Regions from separate parts of the Homo sapiens genome. Here region 1 is linked to region 2. A link is an interaction called in ENCODE POLR2A ChIA-PET data of the cell type or tissue named here. Cell type or tissue: K562. All regions are shown on one strand. Each heading gives the region's core, and the rest is flanking DNA. Links, peaks and the distances in the headings are about the cores only. Region 1 overlaps MYO15A (myosin XVA). Region 2 overlaps FLII (FLII actin remodeling protein).

The links. ChIA-PET counts read pairs that join two places held together with the same protein. Peaks named below come from ENCODE experiments on the same cell type or tissue, not always from the same donor. Only the 100,000 strongest peaks of a DNase experiment are listed, where the experiment ranks them.
Region 1: POLR2A ChIA-PET joins it to region 2 with 6 read pairs; 2 of 35 experiments call an interaction of 5 or more read pairs at or near these places.

The regions. Positions count from the first base shown.
Region 1 is chr17:18,111,612-18,114,511 of GRCh38, reverse strand. The region is part of intron 1 of MYO15A (myosin XVA); the gene reads right to left. The region is part of intron 1 of LOC105371566 (a long non-coding RNA gene); the gene reads left to right. Among named protein-coding and RNA genes, the nearest start is that of MYO15A, 4.3 kb to the right of the region's middle. In K562, for the core only: no CTCF peak of the experiment used is centred there; no DNase peak of the experiment used is centred there.
Region 2 is chr17:18,246,179-18,249,078 of GRCh38, reverse strand. FLII (FLII actin remodeling protein) reads left to right here. Exons shown (of 30, transcript NM_002018.4): 17 at 196-279; 18 at 358-529; 19 at 1,046-1,150; 20 at 1,231-1,422; 21 at 1,722-1,910; 22 at 2,027-2,166; 23 at 2,251-2,485; 24 at 2,617-2,771; 25 at 2,857-2,900. Among named protein-coding and RNA genes, the nearest start is that of FLII, 11 kb to the left of the region's middle. RefSeq lists enhancers at 374-443, 423-972, 1,523-2,074. In K562, for the core only: a CTCF peak has its summit at 654 (motif pointing left); DNase peaks (open chromatin) are centred at 648, 1,628 and 1,938; H3K4me3 peaks cover 150 bases.

The sequences.
Region 1 (2,900 bases), core at 210-2,709, 130 kb after region 2:
GGGAGGCCAAGGCAGGTGGATCATATGTGGTCAAGAGTTCGAGACCAGCCTGACCAACATGGTAAAACCTCATTTCCACTAAAAATACAAAAATTAGCTGGGCGTGGTGGCGCATGCCTGTAATTGCAGCTACTCAGGAGGCTGAGGCAGGAGAATCACTTGAACCTGGGAGGCAGAGGTTGCAGTGAGCCAAGATGAAGCCATTGCACTCCAGCCTGGGCAACAAGAGCAAAAACTCCGTCTCAAAAAAAAAAAAAAAAAAAAAAAAAAGACAGGACTGTGGTGGTCACAAGGTGGGCACACTTGTGAGCATACTAAAACCACAGCATTGTACACTTTGATGGGTGAATTGTATGGAGTGCGGATTATATATTGATTGTTTTAAAAAAGAAAAAGGACAAGAGGGAGGGAAGGAAGGAAGGATGCAAGTAATCCACCCCTGGGGATCTCTCTTACACGTCCTTATGGGTAAGGACACACAAACAGAGCTGCTCATTGCTGCAGTACACCACAATGCATTCCAGGATGGAACACAACACAGCTATAACAAGGAATGTGGACGATCTCTGTGTCCTGATAGGGAGCGATCTCCAGGACCTGCTAGTGCAGGAAGCAGGCTGCAGATCAGCCTGTTGACTACAGTGTTTACTGAGGCCTTTCTGTAGGAAGAGTGTGTGTGTGTGTGTGTGTGTGTGTGTGTGTGTGTGTGTGTGTCAGGGGAGGTGCTAAGAATATAAGTTTGTATTCTTATGTTTGCCTTTTTTTTTTTTTTGAGACAGTCTCACTCCGTCAACCGGGCTGGAGAGCAGTGATGCGATCTCAGCTCACTGCAACCTCCACCTCCTAGGCCTCAGCTTCCTGAGTAGCTGGAATTACAGGCATGCACCACCATGCCTGACTAATTTTTGTATTTTTAGTAGGGACAGGGTTTTGCCATGTTGGCCGGGCTGGTCTTGAACTCCTGGCCTCAAGTGATCTGCCCACCTCATCCTCCCAAAGTGCTGGGATTATAGGCATGAGCCACTGAGCCACCATGCTCAGCTTGTGTTTGCTTTTTTATTTCCATATTAGAAATACTGCAGCCAGGAGCAGTGGCTCATGCCTGGGCACTTTGAAAAGCTGAGATGGGAGGAGCCCAGGAGTTTGAAACTAGCCCAGGCAATATAACGAGACCCTGTCCCTAGATAACAAACCGAAAAATTACAGGTGGCAAGCACCTGTAGGCCCAGCTACTCAGGAGGCTGAAGTGGGAGGATCGCTTGAGCCAGGATTTTGAGGCTGCAGTGAGTTGTGATCATGCCACTGCACTCCAGCCTCTGACACAGAGCAAGACTCTGTGTCAAAACAAACAAAAGAAATACAGCGCCAGGTGTGGTGGCTCACACCTGTAATCCTAGCACTTTGAGAGGCCAAGGTAGGCTGATTACCTGAGCTCAGGAGTTCGAGACCAGCCTGGGCAACACGGTGAAACCCCATCTCTACTAAAATACAAAAAAATTAGCTGGGTGTAGCAGCGTGTGCCTGTAGTCCTAGCTACTTGGGAGGCTGAGGCAGGAGAATTTCTTGAACCCGGGAGGCAGAGGTTGCAGTGAGCTGAGATCATGCTACTGCACTCCGGTCCAGGTGACAGAGTGAGACTCCGTTTCAAAAAAAAATAATAATAATACAGCAAAAGATACATAAGAAATTAATGAGAATAGTTATCTCACTGTAAATCTTTCTATATTAGTTTGATTTTTATCCATATGAATGCATTTCTGAGTCAAAAACCAAAAAAAATGTAACATTTAAAAGTGTAAATGTGGGCTAGGTGCGCTGGCTCACACCTGTAGTCCCAGCACTTCGGGAGGCCGAGGCAGGTGGATCACTCGAAGCTAGGAGTTCAAGACCAGCCCAGACAATATGGCAAAACCCTGTCTCTACTAAAAATACAAAAATCAGCCGAACATGGTGGTGCACACCTGTAATCCCAGCTACAGATATGCACAGTGTGGTGGCTGAGGCAGAAGAATCACTTGAACTCAGGATGTGGAGGTTGCAGTGAGCCAAGATTGCACCACTGCAATCCAGCCTGTGTGACGGTGCGAGACCCTGTCCCCCACGACCCCCCAAAAAAGTGTATATGTGAAAATGGAAAAAAAAAGGGATTGGAGACTGAGTGGAAACACCACTTTAGAGGGGCTCTCAGGAAGAATGTCAGGGACCTGAGATGTCACAGGTCCAACCCCACCCCCACCCCAGTGTCATGTAACATTTGTTACATTTGTTGAAAGTGAAGCAGAGAGAGGTCAGAGACTTGCTGGGGAGAAGCAGGGCAGGGCTGGCCCTTCAGGCCCAAGAGCACCTCCCAGAGCCATACCTTCTGTCTGCCCCAAGTAGGGGAGCCTTGTCTGTCTGTCCAGAAGAAAGGCTGAGAGGCCACCATTCTCTAGCGGGCTTGCCCAAGTCCTGCCTCAAAGCCTCAGGCAGGCATCTTTCCACTGCAAAGCCCCATTGTCCAGATGAAGAACCTGCCTCTCAGAGAGGCAAGCCCAGCTCTAGCCCAGGGGACGTGGAGCCCAGTGGCTCAGAGCTCTGGGTCAGGTCTCATTCCTCTCCTGGATCTGACCCATAGCAAGTCATGCAGCCTCAGCGTTGGAGTCTCCTCATCTGTGAGTGTAGATGCCTCCCTTACCAGGGCTGACCTGGGCATTACATGAGATAGCGGAGAGCTGGGCACAGTGGCTGGCCTGGGCAAGCAGCTGTTGTTATGACTGCCAACGTCATTGCTACAGGCTGCTGCCTGTCTGCTCTGAGTGAGGAGGTCTGGGTGACTGCTGGCAGCAAGTCCTGCCCACCTGATCCCTCCTGGTCTCTGGGTCCCAGGCTTGACCTCAGGATAGTAGTCAGCTGAGGCTGCC
Region 2 (2,900 bases), core at 160-2,659:
CCCACCAGTGGGGGCAGGTGTGGGCCTCTTAGAAGAGGAGGCCCTCTAGCAATTCCTGCCCACGAGCTTGGCGGGGGGTCCCTGGGGCTTACCCAGAAACCCCATAGTGAGGGATTTTTTTTGGTGGGGTCAGGAGCATGGGGTGACCATTGCCCCATGCACCATCACAGCTCCTTCCTGCCCCTTCTTGTCCAGGTTTGTTTTCCTGCTGGACCGAGGGCTAGACATCTACGTATGGCGGGGGGCCCAGGCCACACTGAGCAGCACCACCAAGGCCAGGTACAAGGACACCGTGGGGTCTTTTGTGTGAAGGAAAGGGGTGTGAGCCTCGCTGATGACTTTGCATCCTGCTCTCAGGCTCTTTGCAGAGAAAATTAACAAGAATGAGCGGAAAGGGAAGGCTGAGATCACACTGCTGGTGCAGGGCCAGGAGCTCCCAGAGTTCTGGGAGGCACTGGGTGGGGAGCCCTCTGAGATCAAGAAGCACGTGCCTGAAGACTTCTGGCCGCCGCAGCCCAAGCTGTACAAGGTGAGCCCTGCTGCTGAGGCCCACCTTGGCCTCCCAAGTTCACCCACCGACTGGGGGAATGGACTACACACCGATGTAGTTGGCTTTGGGCTCCATCTCGACTTTGGTGGGGAGAGGGTGCCACCTTCTGGACAAGGAACAGTATGAGCAAAGGTCTGGAGGCTGCTTTTGAGAAGTAGCCTCACGGAGTCTTTCCAGGATGGTGGGGCCGTAGGGGAGACAGAAGCACCTAGTGCCAGGGCTGGGAACCTTGGCTCAATTATCTAGATTCTTGTGAACAGGAAAGGGACACGTTAATTAGAAATGGCATGAAGGGCCTGGAGAGGGCAGGCAGGGAAAACTCCATTTAAAAGCCCTTCTGAAAGGATATCCCTAAAAAGACCTTGAAGGGGAGGGGGAAACAGAAGCAGTCAGTGAGCCACGCTGCAGGGCAGGGCTGGTTCCAGAGCAGAGGGCTGTGTGGGTGAGGTTCCTGTCTCCAGATCCCTTCCCTGCCATGCTCATCCTTCCTGCCAGGTGGGCCTGGGCTTGGGCTACCTGGAGCTGCCACAGATCAACTACAAGCTCTCCGTGGAACATAAGCAGCGTCCCAAGGTGGAGCTGATGCCAAGAATGCGGCTGGTAAGAGATGCAGGAGGAGGGCGTGGGGCCAGATCCCTCCCCGTTGGCTGGGCTTTGACCTCCAGACTCCCGGTCCGCAGCTGCAGAGTCTGCTGGACACGCGCTGCGTGTACATTCTGGACTGTTGGTCCGACGTGTTCATCTGGCTCGGCCGCAAGTCCCCGCGCCTGGTGCGCGCTGCCGCCCTCAAGCTGGGTCAGGAGCTGTGCGGGATGCTGCACCGGCCACGCCATGCCACGGTCAGCCGCAGCCTCGAGGGCACCGAGGCGCAGGTGCGCTTGCAGCTTCGGAGGCCCCTCCCCAGGATCCTTCGCACCCTGACATGCCCTGACCCCTGTGGCTTCACTACCTCCCTACAGAGCTGGGCCCAAACCCACCTCCTCTTTGCTGACTCTGCCCAGGCCCCGCCCCCTCTGCAAGCTGCCCCTCCTATTCCTACCTCCGTGTCCGAGGCCCCGCCTCCCAAGCCCCGCCCTAGATCTCCCTTGGGTCCCGCCTCAAGCCTCGGGCTACTTCCTCCAACTCTAATCATGCCGCACCCCTCATGGTTAGTTGATGGCCTCCCTGGCAGGTGTTCAAGGCCAAGTTCAAGAATTGGGACGATGTGTTGACGGTGGACTACACACGCAATGCGGAGGCCGTGCTGCAGAGCCCGGGTCTCTCCGGGAAGGTGAAACGCGACGCCGAGAAGAAAGACCAGATGAAGGCTGACCTCACTGCGCTTTTCCTGCCGCGGCAGCCGCCCATGTCGCTGGCCGAGGTGGGGGCAGGGCCGGGACCGGGGCGCGGGGGGGGGGGTGGGGGGCAGGCCGAGGGCGGGGCCTATGCGCAGAGCGCGCTCAGACCTGCCGCGGGGCGGGTCCCTCTCACCTGCAGGCGGAGCAGCTGATGGAGGAGTGGAACGAAGACCTAGACGGCATGGAGGGTTTCGTGCTGGAGGGCAAGAAGTTTGCGCGGCTGCCGGAAGAGGAGTTTGGCCACTTCTACACGCAGGACTGCTACGTCTTCCTCTGCAGGTACCACCTCAGCACTCCCTTCCCCAAGTCCCTCCCCTGGTGCTGGGGGCTCGAGCCCCTGCTCACAACCTTCCAACCCGGCAGGTACTGGGTGCCTGTGGAGTACGAGGAGGAGGAAAAGAAGGAAGACAAGGAGGAGAAGGCCGAGGGCAAAGAAGGCGAGGAAGCAACCGCTGAGGCAGAGGAGAAGCAGCCAGAGGAGGACTTCCAGTGCATCGTGTACTTCTGGCAGGGCCGTGAAGCCTCCAATATGGGCTGGCTCACCTTCACCTTCAGCCTGCAAAAGAAGTTCGAGAGCCTCTTCCCTGGGAAGCTGGAGGTGTGCCTGGCAGCCCCGCGAGCCCGAGGCCAGGCGGAGGGGTGTGGTGGGGCTCAGACCCAGCGAAGGTTAGGCTCCCGAGGGGCAGGTGGGGGTCCAGGGAGCTGCCCCTAACACTTCCACATCCCCAGGTGGTACGCATGACGCAGCAGCAGGAGAACCCCAAGTTCCTGTCCCATTTCAAGAGGAAGTTCATCATCCACCGGGGCAAGAGGAAGGCGGTCCAGGGCGCCCAACAGCCCAGCCTCTACCAGATCCGCACCAACGGCAGCGCCCTCTGCACCCGGTGCCTGGCTGGGGGAGGACGCAGTGGCGAGCAAGCGTCAGGGAGCCAGGCCTGAATCCTTGCTGATGCCCCATCCCTTCCACAGGTGCATCCAGATCAACACCGACTCCAGCCTCCTCAACTCCGAGT